2 separate regions of the Homo sapiens genome follow, and region 2 is linked to region 1. Evidence: chromatin loops called from intact Hi-C (ENCODE). Cell type or tissue: heart right ventricle. All regions are shown on one strand. Region 1 overlaps MEF2A (myocyte enhancer factor 2A). Region 2 overlaps MEF2A (myocyte enhancer factor 2A).

Evidence for each region. A loop is a pair of places that touch in the nucleus more often than their neighbours do. Peaks named below come from ENCODE experiments on the same cell type or tissue, not always from the same donor. Only the 100,000 strongest peaks of a DNase experiment are listed, where the experiment ranks them.
Region 2: a loop joins it to region 1, with 3 times the contacts of the local background. A loop is called at or near these places in 10 of 110 quality-filtered maps.

Annotation. Positions count from the first base shown.
Region 1 is chr15:99,580,043-99,585,042 of GRCh38, forward strand. All of the region lies in intron 1 of MEF2A (myocyte enhancer factor 2A), which reads left to right. Among named protein-coding and RNA genes, the nearest start is that of MEF2A, 17 kb to the left of the region's middle. RefSeq lists an enhancer at 1-86. In heart right ventricle, no CTCF peak of the experiment used is centred here; no DNase peak of the experiment used is centred here; H3K27ac peaks cover 2,645 bases.
Region 2 is chr15:99,685,615-99,690,614 of GRCh38, forward strand. MEF2A (myocyte enhancer factor 2A) reads left to right here. Exons shown (of 12, transcript NM_001319206.4): 8 at 4,627-4,814. Among named protein-coding and RNA genes, the nearest start is that of LYSMD4, 45 kb to the right of the region's middle. In heart right ventricle, no CTCF peak of the experiment used is centred here; no DNase peak of the experiment used is centred here; H3K27ac peaks cover 1,265 bases.

The DNA of each region.
Region 1 (5,000 bases):
CCAGACACTTCTCCACTATTTTCAGATTTTAGGGTGGGTTTAATATTTCTGATGATCTTTCCAGATGATCCTTAGGTCCCATTGCTAGCCTCTTGCCACAAAGCTTTGGGGTTTCGGATGGATGAGAGTTTGGGGGATCAGTCAAAGAGTTGGGGTGAATGACAGTTTGAGGGATCAATGGCTGGGATTTGGTGACTTCCCCCGCCCCCCTCACAGTTTTGCATTGTCAACATTCTTTGTCTTCAGGCTGTGCTGTGTGGTTTGGAATAGAATTTCCTTTTCCTTTCTTGTTTTTTCACATGGTTTAGGGATAGTATTTGAGTGCATAGATACACTTGCACCACTGTGGCAAGTCTTTACTTTGAGAGGGGTGAGGAAAACCCATTGACTTATCCTGCCCGTGCTAATAAAGCTTTTAGTTATGAAAAGACATAGGCAGTCAACTTCCACTGGTAAGCTAGAGTCTCCGGAAGGTATTGTGGAGGAGGAGAAATAAACTACATTTAAATGCCCTTACTTCATTCTGATAACTTGCAAATACTGGTTCTGGGTTATTGCAAGTCTTACTGCTTTTTCTGAAAAGCAAGGTTATTCAGAGGTTTGTGTCTATAATATAAATAGGAAATGGCTTGGTTTTATTATATGAAGGAGTTATAGGCCTGTATTTGACCAAGGGCCTCCTTTGGTACTTTTTATTCCAATGTCAATCTAACATAAGATGTTTTCTGAAAAGGTAACTTCTAAACTTGTGAATTGGTTTGGTAGATGTTAGCTTTTTGAAAATTAAACTTCATTACCTCTTTATATATTTATTCTACTTTTGGTTTTCTTGGTTTTATTTTATGGTTTTGACAGTTGTTCCTTTCTTCCAATAAATGGTAGGTATGATGTTATTCCTTGACTCTACACTTGTTATTGTGTTTAGTAAGATGGCACTAAATCTGTTAGGTAGCTTAATTAGTTCTCTTTTATGCCTTTTATCTATTTTTTTAACATGAGAGATTTAACATAAAGTTGGAATTGTGTAGAAGTTCTTTATGCTTGGTTTTCCTCTATAAATTAGTTGCTTAAAATATTTATTACTTGTGAACATTTCTTTCCTTAGAGTTAGTAAGTAGTCTGTCAGTATTTTCTGTTGGAGTAAGAAATAGACTTAACTTCATTAGTCATTATACATTTCTTTTTGTAAAAATATCAACCAGAATTAAAGGGCATATTGGCTTTTAACATCAGAATTCCATCATAATATAAATTAAAATCTTTTGCTATTAATGACACAGCTTTGGAGTTATCCACATGGCTTTCAAATGTTTAGAGGCAGTCGGTCTCTATGCCCATGTGTCTGTCATTGGGACTTCATTTATGAGCTTTCTTTTTTTTTTTTCATAGTTTCCACAAGTCTTAATGACTTCTCAGACTCATTATACCTTCATTTCCTCATTTGAGTGATCATTTGCCAAAACTCTTTCTTTTTATTGACCTCCCGTGTTTTTCTTTCAACTGGTGAATATGGATCATCCCCATACAATGGCCTAGGTTCTGCTTCCCCCAAACCCTTCCTCTTTTGGACTCTGTCCCTTATCTGTTTCTCACTGTTTTAGTGATTATTTCTATATTGTTGATTCTGAAATGGAAACATATATAAGATATAGCTCTTTGCTTCTAGGAGGTAATGGTTTAGGCAGGGTAAAATCCCATTAATTACTAAGTGATGTGTAAATCTTACACATGATAATGGATTAGGGAGTTCAGGAGAGGAAGAGTTTGGAGGTGTTCAGGGAATGCTTCACGGAAGGATTGACATTTGAACTGGATATCAAGTTTTATTGTCAGAGTTGTGGAAAAAATACACCACATAGAACAGTTTGAGCAAAAGAGCCAAAACAGAAAAAGAAGAGCTGCTTGTTGGACACAGTTTGGCTAGATTGGAGGGTTTTTCAGAAAAAGAGATGGTAAAGTGGGAAAGAGAGCTCGAGACCAGTTTTTAATGCCGCTGGAATGTTCAACAGTTTAAATTTTGTTCTTCAGGTAAAAGAAAAAAAAGAGCCATTGACAGTTTGTAATCGTGGAAGTGACCAAAGCCTTCTTTAATATGCCCATATAAGATAATGAAGATAATGTATATGTCCTTTCTTATTATTAACATTAATAATGATTAATAAAGCTTGGTGCCTTAAAGAATAATGCTGAAGATACTTTTTTAGAAAGCATAGTGATAGGCTCATTCTTTGATTGTTTGAAGGGAATTGGTAGGAATACACAGCTTTCGAGTGGAAGATGGGGGTAAAGATTGTCCTTTCGTCATTCTTCCTTGTATCCCGCTTTCTTCTTGATTTCCTTTCCCAGGCCAGACTGTGCTGTCCTTGAAAACTGGATTCCTTCTCATTAGTAGTTTTTCTCTTTTAAAATCCGATAGTATTTTTTCTGCCTTACTGTATTTTTCATATTTGACCTTATACTAAGGTAATAGATGTATACACACTGCATTGAAGGCTTTTCTGCTTGTCTTATTTCTTCTTGTATTCTCTTGATGTAGCATCTCAGTGAAAATGTGGTATGTAAATGAATCCTTTACATTGCTGTCTTACAAATGACTCAGGATTTTACGCTTTGCAAAGTCGCTATTCATCTAGCATTTGGACTGAGCTGAGCTTTCGACATATGGCTTTAAAGTCATCTCTGTAGCTCTGCTGGTCTAGATAAGTAGTTGTCAGCCTTTTTCTTCTGTGAGATACAGTAGGTAAAATTTTGACATGCATGATGCACTCCCTTGACTTTTATAGCAGAGAGGTCTAGTATTACAGTAATTTATAATTGCCACAACTATCCTGGGATATGTTGTAGATAGAACAGTTACTAGGTAATGTGCAATTCTTAGGGCAGTAGCTATAAATCACCCCAGTTCTCTTCCACGGAAGAAGGGATATCATAGTGTAAGCAAAGGGGATGTTATGAGGATAGTCTGAAATAAACTCATTTTTCTTTTAAGATTCAAACTAATACTTTAGGAGTGTCACGTTACTTGTAAGAGAACTCCCAAGTTGTTATGTTCATCTGTCAAGTTAGCTTTAAGACCTTTTGGAATTTTTATTTTCCGTTAGTTCAGGTGCTTTTTGTTCGTTTTAAATAGATAGAACCCTATTTCGATATAGATTAGATTGGTAGTTGGTATTATACTGCTGGATTCTATTTCATTTCTCTGAGCTTTAGAGTTTGCATTCCTCAAATGTCCTCTGAGGCTTCTTCCAGTTCAGAACTTTAGGAAGTTGGTGAATATCATGAATAGAGCATCCAAACTTTTTCTACATTCTGGTTAAAAGCCTTATTAATATGGAAACCTGTTTGATAGACTTCGACACTTTACTAGATTGTTTAACCAAAGTCATGCATATTTGGCCATTATGTGAAGTACAAAAGATTACATTTTAAAGTGTTCCTATTTTTAAAGTTTGTGTTTGTGTGTGCTTCTTGTTACAGGTGTTTGGGTGGTTGAGGACTGTAAAAGTGATGGATTCCAGTCACCATATGCCTGAGAAGGAATACTGGGAATATTAGCTTGTACCATGATACTGAAGAGTAGGGCAAATAGAAACTTAGCATTTGGGAAGTCACATCCTCAATCTGAAGAATTAAAATTCTAATGAATTTGTAATTGATAATATGTATTAATAAATATTAGCCTTAATATTTATTACAGGCTAATATTAAGTTTAATGTGGAAACTTTCAGTATGGTTACTGATTATAGATTTGAGGTGGTAGTAGTGATAACTTATTTGGGAAAATACAATAGGTACAGTCATGAGTCACTTAATGACAGGGATATGTTCTGAGAAATGCATCATTAGCCAATTTTGTTACTTTGTGAACATCATAGAGTGCACAGTATTTACACAAACTTAGATGGCACAGTCTACTACACACCTAGGCTATATTTGGTATAGCCTATTGCTCCTAGTCTACAAACCTTTACAGCATGTTACTCTGCTGAATAGTGTAGGCATTTGTAACATAGTAGTGCGTATTCGTGTATCTAAACATATCTAAACGTGGAAAGGGTACAGTAAAAATATGGTATAAAAGATAAAAAATGGTAGACTTAATATAGCACAGCTCCATTATAATCTTATGTGACCACCGTCATTTATGTGGTTCATTACTGACTGAAATGTTGCTATGCAATGACTGGGGAATGTCAGCCAATATGTGGATCACTATGGAGAAGATGTTAGATACCCCAAGGCAGTGATACAGAAAATCTGAAGACACTCTTAGGTTTTTTATTGTAAGAACAGAAGCTAGAAATGAACACATAGATTCATGTGAAAACTTGTGTACAAATGCTCATAGCAGCATTAGTCATAATAGGTAAAAAGTTGAAATCACCCAAATGACCATCAGTTGATGAAAGAATACATAATAGGTTGTATTTCCACACAAGGGAATATTATTCAGCAATAAAAAGGAATGAAGTGTAGATATGTGCTGCAACAGGGATGAATCTTGAAAACATGTTAAGTGAAAGAAGCCAGCCACAAAAGACCACATATTGTGTAATTCCATTTGTATGAAATTTCTGGAATAGGCAAATGTATAGAGACAGAAAGTAGGTGTCCCACTGCCTGAGACTGAGCCATAGGGGGCTGGGGTAGGCATAGGGAATGGGGAGTGAGTCCTAATTAGTACTGGGGTTCTTTTAAAGGGTGATGAAAATGTTATGGAATTAGATAGTGGTGAGGGTTGCACATACCTGAGGGTATCAAAACATTCAAGTGTATGCTTTAAATGGGTGAATTGTATGTAAATTATATCTCAATAAAGCTACTTTCTTTTTTATTTTTTCAGAAAAGAACGGAAGCTGTTTGAACAGATGTTTTGGGCCTTTGGGTAGTTGAGTGGATGTAGATGGAGGTGGAAGGGCATGGGGGGGATAATGGGTATTTCTTGGCATTACTGTGTTATCACATTGTCACACAAATGCTACCTTCTCCATCCACTAGC
Region 2 (5,000 bases), 110 kb after region 1:
CTTATTGACTTGTGTATGTTAAACCATCCCTGCATCCCTAGTATGAAACCCACTTGATCATGGTGTATTATCTTTTGATATGCTGTTGGATTCGGTCACCTGTTATTTTGTTGAGGATTTCTGCACCTGTGCTCATCATGGGTATTGGTCTGTAGTTTACTTTTGTTATATCCTTTCCTGGTTTTGGTATTAGGGTGATACTGGCTTCATAGAATGATTTAGGAAGGATTCTTTCTTACTCTGTCATTTGGAATGGTAAAATAAGATTGGTACTAGTTCTTCTTTGAATGCTTGATAGAATTCGGCTCTGAATTCATCTGGTCTTGGACTTTTTTTTTATTAGCAGTTTTTAAAATTACTGTTTCAGTCTCGCTGCTTGTTATTGGTCCATGCAGAGTTTTTATTTCTTCCTCATTTAACCTAGGCGGGTTGTATATTTCCAGGAATTTATCCATCTCCTCTAGATTTTCTAGTATATTTTTCCACCCCTTTACTTTATGTGAGTCCTTACATGTTAGGTGAGTGTGTTGAAGACAGCAGATACTTGGTGGATTTTTAACCATTCTGCCATTCTGTATATTTTAAGTGGAACATTTAGGCCATTTATATTCAACGTTAATATTGAGATGTGAGGTACTATTTTATTAATCATTGTGTTAGTTGTTGCCTGAATACTTTTTTTTTCATTGTGCTGTTGTTTTATGGGCCCTGTGAGATTTATGATTTAAGGAGGGTGTATTTTCAGGTTTTGTTTCAAGATTTAGAACTCCTTTTAGCATTTCTTGGTTGTGCTGGCTTAGTAGTGGTGAATTCTCTCAGCATTTGTTTGTCTGAAAAAGACTCTCTCTTCTTCATTCATGAAGGTTAGTTTTGCTGGGTACAGAACTCTTGACCGGCAATTATTTTGTTTGAGGAAGCTAAAGATAGGACCCCAATCTCTTCTGGCTTGTAGGGTTTCTGGAGAGAAATCTGCTGTTAATCTGTTAAGTTTTCCTTTGTTGGTTACCTGATGCTTTTGCCTCTCAGCTCTTAAGATTCTTCCCTTTGTCTTCACTTTAGATAATCTGATTACTGTGTGCCTGGGTGACAATCTTTTTGCAATGAATTTCCCAGGTCTTTGAGCTTTTTGTATTTGGATTTCTAGATCTCTAGTGAGGCCAGGGAAGTTTTCCTCAATTATTTTCTCAAATATGTTTTCCAGACTTTTAGATTTCTCTTCTTCCTCAAGAACACCACTTATTCTTAGGTTTGGCTGTTTAGCGTAATCTCAAATTTTTTGGAGGCTTTGTTCATTTTTGTTTTTTGATTTTTTTTTTAATTTGTCTTTGTTCGATTGGATTAATTCTGTCACCTAGGCTGGAATGTGGTGGCGTGGTCTTGGCTCACTGCAACCTCTGCCTCCTGGGCTCACCTCAGCCTCCTTAGTTTCTGGGACTACAGGTGCACACCACCATGTCCTATTAATTTTTCTTTTTTTTTTTTTTTTTTTTTTTTTGTAGAGACGGGGTTTCACCATGTTGCCCAGGCTGGTTTTGAACTGGGCTCAAGCGATCTGCCCACCTCAGCCTCCCAAAGTTCTGGGATTACAGGCATCAGCTACCACATCTGACCCAGAGGCAAACCATTTTACGTCTCAGAATGCAGTCTTGTCAGGATGAGATTATTAGGACGAATTTTAGACCAGTGTTAAGCACACAGCAGACACTCAGTTTTTGTTAGTCCTTGCACGTGTATTAATACAGGGGTGTGTGGGTGTGTGTGTGTATTTGTAACACCTAGTGTCTGCTTATTTTTCGTGAATTCTGAAGTTTTCTTTTTGGCTTTATACTAGAATGAAAGGAGCAGAACAAATACAGCTACTTTTTCCTTCTGATGGTCCCTGAAGCTGTGGATTATCCAGGCTTATCTGCTCTGCCATTCCTCACTCACACCTTGTTCATTCGTGCTTTAACGTGTTTTTCTCACATTTATCCATAATGCCTGCCTTCTCTTTTCTTCTGTTCTTCTCTCATTTCAGACTGCTCAGTAGTTAATCCCACAAAGGCTTTCCTAATTAAGCTGATAGATTTGTTATCAGTGCTTTCTATTTCATTGTAAATTTTGTGTGGTTACCTCTAGTTTGCCCATATTGTGAGTATAATTTTGGTATATTCATGCCTATGTGATATGCCTGCTCTTGCTAACTAGATGAAAAGCTACTTGAAGACCTGTAGGCTTTTTATGGTTTCTCTACATATACCCTCCCAGGGGCACAGTACTGTATACATAATAGATATTTGAATTTTTTTAATTTCCAAATAGTAAAGGTACTTCTATGATTTCCAATTTTAGGCAGTTGCTAGTCTTAATGACATGTGAATGCTGAGTCCTCCCCAGAGAACTTAAGAGGCCTGTTTGGCTCATCAGGAACCTCTGGTTCACTATTCTGAATATTTTGTTCTTTGCCAGCTTTGTAATAAACACTTATCTTTTATTCTTCTCTGCTTTATTTGTGATTTACTTTGAAATTGAAATACCACACTGTAATCTCTGTTTTATAAATGCACATTATATGTTTCTGTACACTGGTTACTTATCTACTTTTTACTTGTCATTATCTCTGCTGTTGGACTGCAAGCTGGTGAATAATAGCTGTTTCTATTAGGATAGTATCAGTTGCAACTAACAGAAAACTACCTCAGGCTTAAATTGTATAGGGGATGTATTAACTTACATGTAACCGAAAGATCCAGAAGTGGTACAGACTACAAGCATGGTTTAATCAGGGATTTTACATCATTTGTTTGCTGTTCTCCTTTTTGTATCAGCTTTTTCCTCATTCTGGCCTTCTTCTGAGTCTCAAAATGACTTAATAAAATGCTGGCCGGACACGTTGGCTCATGCCTGTAATCCCAGCACTTTGGGAGGCCGAGGCGGGCAGATCATGAGGTCAGGAGATCAAGACCATCCTGGCTAACACGGTGAAACCCTGTCTCTGGTAATACCACAAAAAATTAGCCGGGCGTGGTGGCGGGCGCCTGTAGTCCCAGCTACTCAGGAGGCTGAGGCAGGAGAATGGCGTGAACCCAGGAGGTGGAGCTTGCAGTGAGCCGAGATCGCGCTGCTGCACTCCAGCCTGGGCAACAGGGCAAGTCTCCGTCTGAAAAGTAAATAAATAAATAAATAAAAATAAAATGCTTCCTCAGGCACAGTTTAGGGAATGTGAGAGCCTCCTGATAATCATGGAAGAGTTGTTTTACCCGGGTTCTGATTGGTCATTACCACATCCAGTCACTGTGGTGAGCGAGAATGACCTGAGTCAAATGCCTATCACTAAGTTCATCTGGGGGCTGGAGGGAGGGTTGCAGAGAGTCAGCCCCACCCAGTCCACGTGGTTGCTATACATGGGAAGAAGTAGAATGACTGACTACAGTATTCATGAAAACAGGATGGTTTCATACGTATTTTATATCTCAACTAGTACCCAAAAGTATTATATACATAGAGCATATATCACAATGTGCATTTTTCCTCATTTCATTAAGGGAGATGGAAGGTTCTGTTAGGGAAAGTTTAGGAATAAGATGATTAAAGTGAGATAAATCAGAAATATTTAATAAGGACCTCAGTGAAGCTGAAGAAACAGACTCAGTAGAAGTAGAGCCATAAGGAAGAAGTACGTGGTGAAAACGGGGCATTAGAAATGAGTGCTGAATAAGCTGCAGTTAAGAAGCTGCTCTGATACCTAGTTCACTACTCAGAACTTAGTGGTAGCAGTGCCTTTGCTCTCACAAGAGTGAATGAATAGGCTGGTCTCAGACATTTTTCTATAATACCTCCATTATTTTAGTCCCCAGTATGAGATGCCCTCTTAGAAATGTGGTCTTTTGCTTGTTTGTTTCTTTGAGACACAGTTTCACTCTGTCACCCACGCTGTAGTGCAGGGGCATGATCTCAGCTCACGGCAACCTCCGTCTCCCGGGTTCAAGTGATTCTCCTGCCTCAGCCTCCTGAGTAGCTGGGATCACAGGCGGGCGCCACCACATCCAGCTAATTTTTGTATTATTAGTAGAGACGGGGTTTCAACATGTTGGCCAAGCTGGTCTCAAACACCTGACCTCAAGTGATTCACCCTCCTCGGCATACCGAAGTGCTGGGATTACAGGCGTGAGCCACTGCACCTGGCCAGAAATGTGTTGTGTGTTAAATCTCTTTCAGCAGGTCCAAGGAGTAATGCTGTACAAGTATCATTAGTCTTAAGCTTTATATGTATTTCAGACTTTGCTTGTCTTCCTTTGCTTATTTTTAAGATATCCCAAGGTACTTCATTAGTTACCACAGGTTGAGTATCCCAAATACAAAATGCTCTAAAATCTGAAACATTTTGAGCACTGACGTGATTCTCAGAAGTGTCAATTGGAGGATTTTGGATTTTCAGGTTTAGGGATGCTCAGCCAATAAGTATACAAGTATTCCAAAATCAGAAACACTTCTGGTCCCAAGCATTTCGGACAAGGGATACTCAAACCTGTAGTGAGTTTTGTTATAAAATTTATTTGCAACTCAGACTGGGGAAAACTTGATTTGTTTGTGCCAAAGTATTTTAATAACTCTTCTCACTTTATTGAATGATATTTTTCCCCCCAGGGAATGGATTTGTAAACTCAAGAGCTTCTCCAAATTTGATTGGAGCTACTGGTGCAAATAGCTTAGGCAAAGTCATGCCTACAAAGTCTCCCCCTCCACCAGGTGGTGGTAATCTTGGAATGAACAGTAGGAAACCAGATCTTCGAGTTGTCATCCCCCCTTCAAGCAAGGGCATGATGCCTCCACTAGTAAGTTGAACCTTTCTTCAACTTCATTCTTTAAAACACATATTTTATACATAGTCAATCTGTAGCTTCCTTTGGAATTTTCTGTGCCACCGTAGAATCTACACCTATTCCTAATAAATATTTCCATTCAAAATTAGTATTTGAAGAGACAAGTCTATTTCAAATACACAAAAATCAGATTATGGA